Linked DNA regions of Homo sapiens: region 1 is linked to region 2. The links are chromatin contacts, found by Hi-C or POLR2A ChIA-PET in ENCODE. All regions are on one chromosome and are shown on one strand. Each heading gives the region's core, a stretch centred on a gene start or an enhancer-like site at or near the end of the contact. The rest is flanking DNA. Distances are from core to core; before and after follow the strand shown. Region 1 overlaps SLC25A13 (solute carrier family 25 member 13). Region 2 holds the start of SEM1 (SEM1 26S proteasome subunit).

Evidence for each region. Hi-C counts contacts between places; a loop is a spot of excess contacts on that map. ChIA-PET counts read pairs that join two places held with the same protein, here RNA polymerase II (POLR2A). Pooled maps may share reads with other maps.
Region 1: a map of Caco-2 shows a loop between it and region 2 (9-fold over the local background). The contact joins the enhancer-like site here to the promoter of SEM1 in region 2. A Hi-C loop is called at or near these places in 4 of 168 maps with a recorded cell type or tissue (Caco-2, heart left ventricle, left ventricle myocardium inferior and 1 more) and 2 of 50 pooled maps. POLR2A ChIA-PET finds 5 or more read pairs at or near these places in 1 of 52 experiments (IMR-90).

The regions. Positions count from the first base shown.
Region 1 is chr7:96,302,019-96,308,019 of GRCh38, reverse strand. The region is part of intron 1 of SLC25A13 (solute carrier family 25 member 13); the gene reads left to right. Among named protein-coding and RNA genes, the nearest start is that of SLC25A13, 17 kb to the left of the region's middle. Within about 2 kb of position 4,124, at least 8 of the 41 ENCODE cell types and tissues checked have a DNase peak (open chromatin) inside an H3K27ac peak, as active enhancers do.
Region 2 is chr7:96,707,824-96,713,538 of GRCh38, reverse strand. SEM1 (SEM1 26S proteasome subunit) reads left to right here and starts at 3,693. Exons shown (of 3, transcript NM_006304.2): 1 at 3,693-3,851. The coding sequence starts at 3,776. RefSeq lists enhancers at 3,419-3,508, 3,679-3,878.

The DNA.
Region 1 (6,001 bases), core at 2,875-5,374, 410 kb after region 2:
CACCGTGCCCGGCTAAATTTTTGTATTTTTAGTAGAGACTGAGTTTCTCCGTGGTGGTCAGGCTGGTCTTGAACTCCTGACCTCAGGTGATCCACCCACCTCAGCCTCCCAAAGTGCTGGGATTACAGGCGTGAGCCACTGCGCCCGGCCGCAGTGGAGTCAGATTTAAATGTTCCATTGCAAAGCTCATGAAATAGGAAACATTCTATGAGGGGAATCTGGTTGGAGAATCCTGGAGGAAGAGGCATTTGACTTAGTCCTTGAAAGAACAGCATCATTTTTTAAACTTCTCATTATGGAAATTTCCCAAAAAGTGCAAAACTGGAATAGTATAATTAACCCTCATCTCCCTATCTAGCCAGTAGTAATCATCAATTTATGTCCTCAATATTGTTTCATTTATGCCATGCCCTCTTTCCTCCTTCCATCCCTACTTTTTTTTTTTTAATTAAATTTTTGTTTTTGGAGACAGGATGTTGCTCTGTCACCCAGGCTGGCGTGCAGTGGCGCGATTATGGCTCACTGCGGTCTCAACCAACAGTCCTCCCACCTCAGCCTCCTGAGTAGTTGGGACTACAGGCACATGCCACCATGCCTGGCTAATTCATCCCCATATGTTTTTCAAAGCAAACTCAGCCATCCTATCTGTAAATATTTTATGTATCTCTAAACAAGATTTCTTCAAAGCACAATCACAATATCATTATTATACTTTAAAAAATTATAATAATTCTTCAATATCTTCAAATAGGTGTTCTGTACACATTGTACACATTTCCCGTATTGTCTTAAAATTTTTTAAATAGTTGTTGAATTGTGATGTATATAAGGTTCATGCATTACAACTGATGTGTCTTAATTTTCTTTATTTTTTTTTTTAAATTACAAAGCTACCTTTATACTTTTAAGCCCCACAGGAATAAAAAACACTGGGAAGGGCTAACCCCCTCACCCCAGGAGTGGCCCATAGGGAGAGAGGCTACCTGAGGGGAAGGAAGTACAAAAGGGACCCACCGCAGACTCATGGCAAAGGGAAGCCATCGGTGCTGGGACCTGTGGTCACTACAGGAGGAAATGCGAGTGTGGTGGGACTGGCTCCAGGCACACAAGTGAAGGGCAAGAGAGATTGGAGTGAAGCCACAAAGCTACTTGGGTTCCTCCTTCTTCTCGTTTGCCTTTTTCTGCTTCTGCTGCATGATCTCCTGAGTCCCTGGGGGTAGAGATGATAGGGCACTAGGAGGTATCAGAGGGCAAAAAGAACAAAATGCAGAGGGATGAAGGGCACAAAAGAGAAGATGGAAGTGGATGGGACTAAGCTCACCGTTTGGCTGCTGTACTCCCATCCTAGGAGAAGAAGAGGAAGAGAGCTGAGGCTCAAAAGGCAATCAGTCTCCATCCTGCAGTTGCCCAAGAGGTCAGAAGTCTGGCCACATAGGCCCAAGGCTCTCTACCGTTTGGCTGCTGTACTCCCATCGTAGGAGAACAAGAGGAAGAGAGCTGAGGCTCAAAAGGCAAGCAGTCTCCATCCTGCAGTTGCCCAAGAGGTCAGAAGTCTGGCCACACAGGCCCAAGGCTCTCTATTCTTACACCAGTAAGAAGGTTGGGAGAAGGGAGGAGAACCGGGAACAGCAAGGAGGGCCAGAAGCACTGGGCTGTCATAACCACAGGTGTATCTGAAATGGGAAGCTCCCTGCCCTTGCCCTGAAGGTCAGACTGGGGGATGCTCAGAAATCAGACTCTTGTGTCCTAATTTTCTTTTGATCTCTGGATTCTCTTGCCTGCTCAATACTGTGCTTTCTTTTCCTCTGAAGGACAGTGTCACATAATGGCTGAAATCATAGATTTGCAATCAAATTAGGGCTCTGCCACTTGCTAACTGTGTGACTTGGGGAAGTTACTCAACCTCTCTGTGCCTCAGTTTCCTCATCTGTAAAATGGACATAACGGTGTCTACTCCTCAGGGCTGTTGAGAGTGTCAGTAAGCTAATGTTTGCAAAGCATTAGAGTCATGTCAAAAGCTGTGGGCTGTGGAATAGGGCCCAGGAGGGCTCACTCAAGTGAGATGGTGTGTCGTCTTTGAGATGAGCCTCCAGCTGTGCAGAGAGCCCCTTTCCTTTTCCTTTTTGCTTCCTTCTGGTTCTTGACGTGCTTCAGTTAGATGAGGTTGATAGCAGGAATTTGGACAGGTAAGGCATATTTAATGGAAGCAACTTCTTTATTGTCCTTTCATTTTTGGCTTCCTCTTCCTCTGTATTTATTAAATTAGCTTTTCTCTCTCAGAAGTGTTTAACTTTTTATGGCATTATCTGGGCTTCAGCAACTTGTGATCTCCTAAGTAGAGCTTTTCAGCACTTTATAAATACGTCATATACTTTTTATATTCCTTTGTTCCCCATCAGGAACATAGCCCCAGTCTTCAGAATAGCACAATCAGTTTTTATTCATTTAAGGAGCAGTAGTAATTTGACACTTGCTAATATGTAACAAATTATATTGGGCGTGGTAATTACAATTGCAGCTGGTTCCTAATTATACTGTAACCTTGATGCTTACAAAAATTGAGACTGAATTCAGCATAAAATACTGGAGAATAATATTCTGCACTAGGCATTTCTGCCTTCTACTGAGCCATGGGCATTTATGAATCATAATGCCAAATTAAAAAGAATTTATTTTAAATTGGTTACAATTACAATGTTGTCCAGTGTCTCCATTCTTAAAGGTAGCTTTAAAGTCCCCCTTTTTGCTTGCTAAACTCTGGGAATATCCTTCAGGTATTATAATTAGTGTCTAAATAACCTGAGCTCAGGGGTCATTTCTGGCTGTGTGATCTACTGGTATTCATTTAAGACTCTTTAGTACCTCAGCTTCTTTATTTGAAAAGTGGGGATATTACTCACTCTTCCCCTTAAAGAGTTTTAATGATACAGTATATAAATGAAATAAGATAAAAAGCCATTAGCATAATGCCTGGCATAGAGTTAAGGACCCAGTAAAAGTTAGCTGGTCATTGTTATCGTTATAATTAATAATAAGTGATCCGGCTCCAAAGACTGCCTCTGTGACCCTCAACTTTAGCAGAATTAGTGTATTAATTCTCCTGCCACTCTGCCTTATGATAGCATGTATCATCATACATTTTGTACCAACCACTTGTCGATAAGTCAGCTTTCCCTGCTTGGGGCAGGGTTTCTGATTTATTGGGTGTTTTCTCCTCGGTGCCTGGCGCTGGGCCTAGTACACTGCAGCTTTCCCATAGGTGATTGTGTTGCATGGATGAGCAAGTAGAGCATCACCATCTAAGGAGTGGTTGTTAGCTGGGGGGTGGGGTAGTTTGGCCCCCAAGAGGATTTCTTTTAGCAACCTCTGGAGACAGTTTCTTGGTTGTTGCAGCTTGTTGGGGAAGGGGTTGCTACTCCCATCTAGCAGGTAGAGGTCAGCTTAATAACAATAATAGTAAAATCCAGAACTAGTATGTTTCAGGCTCTTTTGGCATAACAGAACCCAGCTAAAACACCACCATTCATTCTTAACTGTTATACTCTGCCTCTTAATATCAGAATTTTAATGATGATGGCTTTCTAGTTTATGTTCTACAACAGAGCAGAGTGAAATCTAACATACATCACAACCTACTGAATCCTTCTGATAAACATCTCTAGTGCCTCTGAAATGACTCGCTGATGTAATTACCCAGTGGGTTAACATTTGTGGTGTCTGATACTTTATAAGTCAACTGTTGAGTGAAATGAAGTTTTGCCAGCTGATTACATAGAAATGTTGTGGTTTGAAGAATGCTTAACAGGGCATCTTGTCTTTGTACTAATTTATATTTCAGTAACTTTTCCCATAATGACTGCTCTTCATTTATTAGGTCGTAGGGAAACTGTAGGATGAAGGATGAGTGACTCAGTGGTTTCAATAAAAAATTATTTTCTTAAGTTTGAGATACCTTTTTCTTCTTCTCAAGTTAATGGTAACTGTGGTTTTAGGGAATTCCAAACTTTCTTTTGCAATTACTGATTGTATCAGTCAGGGCTCACTCGCAGAGAACAGAATCTACTCTAGCTGGTTTAAGCAGAGAGAGATTTATTACAGGATATTAAATGGCTTACACAATTTGTTGGGAAGGTAAAGAAACAGACTTGAGGTTGAGCTCTAAAGAATGACGTCTAGAGTCTCAAGCAGAGCAGGCCACCAAGACAGCAGTGACCTCCTGTGCAGTCACAATGCTGCCTGCCAAGTGGAGAGTGTTTCAGGACCATGTGGCCACTGACATGGGAGGGCAGGAGGTTGCCACAGGAAAACTAGACACTTCCAGCAATGGTGCGTGCTTGGCAGAAACAGCAGAAGGTGCCCCCCAACTCCCAAACATTTGCCAAATCTCACTCAATTTCATCTAATTGATGGCACATAGGCCGCATAGCAGCAAGGGAGTCTGGGAATTGTAGTTTCAGCCTTCTAGTGTCTTTAGTATAGGAAGATAAAGAAGGAGGGTGGGCCCCTGCTTCTAAGTGGTTAGGTTACACCCAAGAATACTTTTCTTTGGGATTCAGGGCCATCTACTGCACTATTTCCTCAGGTTCAAAAGACTATGCAGGACTGTTTCTCCTTCTCTCTCCGTTTCCTGCTTGTCACTGCATGCTTATTTACACCCACCCACCCACACACACACCCAGAAGCTTGCTTTTGATGAGCTACCTCTTTGAGTTTGTAGTTCTTATCTAAGGCAAATATTTACTTTATGATAGTAGAATTTTCAGTGTAAGTCTGTGCTTGTCTTGGCTTTCAGATGTTTCAGGTTTGGGAGGGTGACTGGGGAAGTATTGCTGAGGAAGGGCTGTGCTGTACAGTTGGTGACGTAGCAGCTGAGGTTGGGCCTCGGGTCCTAACGCAGTTGTTCTCAGTCCACCCACACATGGTAATTTCTTGAGGGAGCTCTAAAGATATCCATTCTAGAAATTTTCATTTGATTGACCTTTGGTATGGTTTGGGTTTTGTAAAACCTAAAAGCACCTCAGGGGACTTGAATATGCAGCGAGGACTGAGAACCTACATCTTATAATCCGTACATTAAAATTGGACATTATCTAAAGCTGTGGTTCTTAAACTTTAACTGCATCAGGGTCACCTGGAGGGCTTGTTAAATCATAGGGGATTGCTGGGCCTCACCCAGTTTCTGATTCTTTGGGTCTGGGATGGGTGTGATAATTTGTATTTTTAAAAGTTCCCAGGTGATGCTGATGGTCTCCACACTTTGAGAACCATTGGTCTGAAGAGAGTTGCCTATTTTCATTGTAAATGTCAGATTTTTACTGACCTGAAAGACTTTATTCTATATTCAGCACTTCCAGAGAATCTACTTTGTTTCCTGATCTTTGCCAGAGTTGGGGTTGATCTGAGGAGTAAGGTGCCCTCACAGAGATGGTGGTCTCACATCTCTACAGCCTCCCAGTGAAAGAGGAGAGCTTTGCTTTTCTTTGCATTTTATTTTTCAAATTAGCATTTCTTATTTTCGTGTAGGTTTTCTTATATTCTTCCCCACCATCCTCTCTTAGATCTGACAACTATTTTGAATACACCATTCTATACCACTGTGATTTGTTAAAGTAATGAGCCTGCAACTGTGGCTTGATTCCCTTGTAAGAAAGTCTGTTTAAAAAATATTCCTACAGGTAGGAATTTTCTGGTGACCCCCTACCTATGGCTGCTCTAACTCATATTAGGAGAGTGAATTCATTTGTCCTGAAAGATGACTTTTGTATTCTTCTTGCCATGTTCTCCCCTACCCCCTGCCTTTTTAAAAACACCAGTTCTTGAAATTGTGTTATTGTTTTTCTTTTTATTTCTAGGATGTACCTACCTAGTATGTGTTTTGCAAACGCTATTGATGACTTACACAATTATAACCAGTGTTTATCTTGTCAAAAAGTTTTACATATTCAGTGATTCTCAAATTTTGCTCCTGTGGAGCATAGACTCATTGAATCGACCTGAAATT
Region 2 (5,715 bases), core at 2,444-4,943:
CCAGTTCACACTGATGCAAGAGGTGAGTTCCAGTGGTCTTGGGCAGCTCTGCCTCTGTAGCTTTGCAGGGTACAGCCTCTCTCCTGGCTGCTTTCAAAAGGTGGTGTTGAGTGTCTGTAGCTTTTCCACGCATACGATGCAAGCTGTTGGTCAATCTACCATTCTGAGGTCTGGAGGAAGGTGGCTGTCTTCTCAGCTCCACAAGGCAGTGCCCCAGTGGGAACTCTGTGTGGGGGTTCTAACCCCACATTTCCCTTCTGCACTACCCAGCAGATGTTCTCCATGAGGGCTACACTTCTGTAGTGAACTTCTGCCTGGATATCCAGGCATTTTCATACTTCCTCTGAAATCTAGGTGGAGGTTCCCAAACCTCAATTCTTGACTTCTGTGCATCTGCAGGCCCAATACCGTGTGGAAGCTGCCAAGGCTTGGGGCTTGCACCCTCTGAAGCCATGGCCTGAACTGTACCTTGGTTACACAGGGCACCAAGTCCTGAGGCTGCATACAGCAGGGGGGCTCTGGGCCCAGACCATGAAACCACTTTTCCCTCCTAGGCCTCTGGGTCTGTGATGGGTGTGGCTGCCATGAAGGTCTCTGTCATGTCCTGGAGAGATTTTCCCATGTCTTGGCAATTAACACTTTGCTCCTTTTTACTTATGCAAATTTCTGCAGCCAGCTTGAATATCTCCCCAGAAAATGGGTTTTTCTTTTCTACTGCATCATCAGGCTGCAAATGTTCCATACTTTTATGCTTTGTCACCTCTTGAATGCTTTGCTGCTTAGAAATTTCTTCTGCCAGATAAGCCTAAATCACCTCTCTCAAGTTTAAAGTGCCACAGTTCTCTAAGGCAGGCATAAAATATGACCAGTCTCTCTGCATAGCAAGAGTGAACTTTACTCCAGTTTCCAACAAGTTCCGCATCTCCATCAGAGACCACCTCAGCCTGGACTTTATTTTATAGTCCATTTCACTATCAGCATTTTGGTCAAAGCCACTCAACAAGTCTCTAGGAAGTTCTGAACTTTCACATCTTCCTGTCTTCTGAGCCCTCCAAATCTCTAAGAAGTTCCAAACTTTCCCATATTTTTCTATCTTCTTCTGAGCCCTCCAAACTGTTCCAACCTCTGCCTGTTACCCAGTTCTAAAGTCGCTTCCATATTTTCAGGTATCTTTATGGCAGGGCCCTACTACCCTGTACCAACTGACTGTATTAGTTTGTTCTCACGCTGCTAATAAAGACATACCTGGGACTAGGTAATTTATAAAGGAAGGAGGTTTAATTGACTCACAGTTCCACATGGCCAGGGAGGCCTCACAATCATGGCTGAAGGTGAATGAGGAGCAAAGTCATGTCATACTTGGTGGCAGACAAGAGAGCTTGTATAGGGAAACTCTCCTTTATAAAACCATCAGATCTTGTGAGACTTATTCACTATCAGGAGAACAGCATGGGAAAGACCCGCCCCATTATTCAATTACCTCCCACTGAGTCCCTCCCACAACATGTGGGAATTATGGGAGCTACAGTTCAAGATGGGATTTGGGTGAGGACAGAAGCAAACCATATAAATAGGGCTGTTGAGAGGAGGATTAAATAAGAAAATACACAAAATGGGTTTAGCCCAGTGCCCGATACAAAGTAAACACTAAATATACATTATTAGAGGGACTGACTTCCTCAAAAAGTATTAAAAAGATATCATCAAGGAAACAAAACACACACTTAGAGACTTTAAGCGTTGACAAGGAGAATATGAAATATTTAAAAATATAAGTTCCTTAGTTAATAATAGCTAACATGTATTGATCACTTATTATGTGCCAGGCATTGAACTATGCACATTATATACATAATCTCCTTTAATCTTAACTGTGACTGCGAATAACCAAAATGTATTACAGAGAAATTAAGTAATTTGTCTAAACTCCCCTTTAGAAGGAACTGAGCCTAGATTTATAATACAAACTGGTCTGCAAATATGTATTCTTAATATCATTTTCCAAAATTATTCCCCGTGCCACGACCCTTGAAATGCAAAGTTGCTCATTGTGCCATGTGCCATGACATTTATGGCCGTACCACCCTGAACATGCCCCATCTCATCTGAAATAAGAAGTTATTTAAGTTTCAGCATTCTGGATTTCACAAACCAGTACAATGGAAGAAAGGGCAGGGGTGGTGGAACTTGACGTAAGATTGTTGATTTTTAAATCAACAATCTCTCTTTAAATTGAATATAGTTTTAGGGGGAAAAAATCACCATATTGCTGTTGATTTTTTTCTTTTGCTAAGGATTGATACAAACTTCATCATATATCAAATGAAATAAATAATAGGTCCAGGAACTAAAATTTGGGTTTTCTGATTCCTTGGCAAAATCTTTTTTTTTTTACCTTCTTTAAAAAATTATTTTAATTGACAAATAAAAATTGCCTATATTTGGGAGCACATGTTTTAAAATACAAATACATTGTATAATGACTAAATCACACTAAATAAGATATGCATTACCTGACATAATTTTTTTGGTAGTGAGATACCATTATTTTCAGTAATCTATATAAATCAAATAGTATAAGAGATACATTTTTTAAAAATTTCATCTAATTGTAGTTCTTGGCCAAGTTTGTTCTACATTTAGTTATTCAATTTTCTGTATTCCCAAACACTCTGTTCATTTCTCACTAATATTAAGATGCAGATTCAAGTGGATTACTGTGTTTCATTGTGATTTATCTGTTTACATGTCTCTGAGCAGCATATAAGCTCCTTGAAGAAAGGGACCTTGTCTATACATGTTTGATGCACAGCTCCTGGTAAGCGGTATGACCTTACATTGTTGAATAAAGGAATGGCATTTATAGATATAATCTGGAACATGTATCAACATTTACAATAATACTCAATTTGTGTACGTATATTCCATAATATTCATCCATATACATCCATATATTATATATAGAGTTCCATGAAGTTCACTACTGTATTCAAAATGATATTCAAATGCTATTCAAACAATTCTAAATGATATATTTTGAACACCATAAAATGTTACACAAATCCATAAATAGCATTACTGTATAATAACCTGTAAACCAGAGTTACTACACACACATACACACCACACAAATTCTATTTAAAAAGCTATTTTACCACAAAGTAATTCTAAGACCTTATAAACACTGCCTAATGGAAAAGTCTGGAGATTGGAGCCAGGCAAAAAAATCTGCATTTCGGTTGTCTAGAACTACCTGAGTGACTTCGGCTGCTTCCTACCGAACCTGAATTTTCTGTGATGTGGAGACATTTAATACCACCTTTAGGGAACTGGCTTAAGGACTGGAGGTAATAACGTATGTGAAGGGCTGATGAATGTTTGCAGTCACACTGTAGTCTCTCTAGAGTTCCTTCCTCGGTTGCAAACTAAGGGTTTTTTTGTTTGTTTGTTTTACACATTATGAGTCTCTTATAGTCAGGAAAACTACACGGATCTCAACTTTGGCAATACAGAGAGTCCGAATAACAAGGTAGAGACCAAAAAAAAAAAAAAAAAAAAATCACCTCTACAACTCGGAAAAAGCGCTAACCCCGCAGGAAGCGCTGGGCCGACCTCCAGTATCCCAGCATTCCTCGCGCTGCTCCCGTATTCTTTCCCCAAGTCTCTATGGTAGCGTCAGCGTCGGAGGCGGTAGTGACGGTGGCGTTTCCTTGAGGAAGAGTGAGGGTTCCAACTTTTCTGCTTATCTGGGAGGTGTTGGGCGCGGACAGTCGAGATGTCAGAGAAAAAGCAGCCGGTAGACTTAGGTCTGTTAGAGGAAGACGACGAGTTTGAAGAGTTCCCTGCCGAAGGTAACCGCTGGGCCCCGGTTTCTGTGTCGCGCGAACGGTGACTCAGGCCTCCGTGTGGAGGTAGCTTGGGTGCTCGGGCCCAGCTGGGGGCACCGGCGGGAAGTTTGGACTCCCAGGGCCGGCACTCGAGGCGCTAACGCTCACCCCTCAGTGGCGCCCCAGATTCGGGTTTGGGGTGTTGCGCTGGGACTCACTGGTGAGGCCCAATGGCTTCGGCTTCCTCACTGGGAGGAGCCACCGTGAGTCTGGACCCATAGCCCCGCGTCTGTGATGGTTGGTCCATTTACTGTTCACCTGGGTTACTCACCACTTAAACTTAGTTCAAGTCTACATAACCTCCTTTTCTTTTTGTTTTAGCAGTCTTTCTTTGTCTTTAAACCTTTCCAGAATTGAATTGTCAGTAGTTACGCCAATGCTGCTTAACTTTTAGGATGTTACAAATGAAGCCTCATTAAGTAGGATAGGAGGGTAAGATACGGGGTGCTTAATACACATTATTGCCTCATTCCTGTTCCTCACCATTTTGATCACTTAACTGTGACCTAACTTAATGCTTTATAAGACCCTAAAACTTGCCGGGTGTGGTGGCTCACGCCTGTAATCGCAGCAGTTTGGGAGGAAGAGGCAGGAGGATCACATAAGGTCAGGAGTTCAAGACCAGCCTGGGCAACATAGCGAGACCCTGTCCCTACAAAAATAAAATATTTTTTTAAAAGAACCTAAACCTTACACATTTTTTTTTTTAGCTTCAAAACTAAAGACCTGGTTTTTTCATTGTAGATAATAGCAAATTGCTAACATTTATTGAGTGGCTGTTGTTTTCAGGAACTTGTCTAAGTGCTTTACTTGTAATAGCATATTCCACTTTCATAAATATAAGAAGTAGGCCTCAGTATTGCCATTCTTCAGATAAACTGAAGCTCGGAATGGTTAAGAAACCTTCTGATGTCTCATAACTAGTTAGAAATAATAGAACTGGAACTGGGAAACCTGGCCTGATTGACACCAAAGCTCTTAACTTCAGCTGTACTGCTTCTGTTTGTGAGATTGCTGTTGCCAGTTAGGTTTTCAAAATAGGCTGCTTTATTGGCTGATGGTTGATGAGTAGGATTTGTAAATATTTACCTTATAAGAAAAGGAGATTACTTTCTGAAGGTGGTAGAAAGAGAATTGTGGTTAATGGGGTACACATCCTGTTGCATCAAGCAATTACTACTTCACTAAAATTGTCCCAAGTTGTATACCCTATGATGATCCTATTGTGCATAAAACCACATAGCTGGAACATTTGTTCTATTTATAATGTACTGTTACTTTGTTTAGTGGAAGAGAACATTAGTGTACATGCTACAGAAACTGGTAAACTAACCCAAAGCACATTTCTTTTCAGTTCTGGAATTAATTATGTGTTGTAGGCATTCTTAGTTTTTTGTTTTGGTAATGGATTTATCTATTCAGTCATGTTTTCTTTAGCTCGCTTTCAAGTTGCTTCATAATCCGCCAACATAGAGCTGTGTCGTAGAAAGCTGGCCTATTGAAGGTAGGATCTACTTCTTACTCAAACTTAATACTTCAAATAGCATTCTTCATTATCATATACAGGGTGGAATGTTAGGCACTTTATTTGCATTACATAATCTAATTATCACTATCACCTTGAGAATATGGAGGCTTAGAGACAAAAAGAAAAACAAACAAACAAAACTTGCCATTATGTCCAAGCCAGGATCTGAAAGGTCTAACTCCCTGATCCAAACTTTATCTGTAACATTTAGCAAAGTGCCTGATACATAGTAGGTGGTCAATAAATGCATGTTGAATGAATGATGAATGAACCCGCATTTAAAATGAGTAGTTAGTTGAT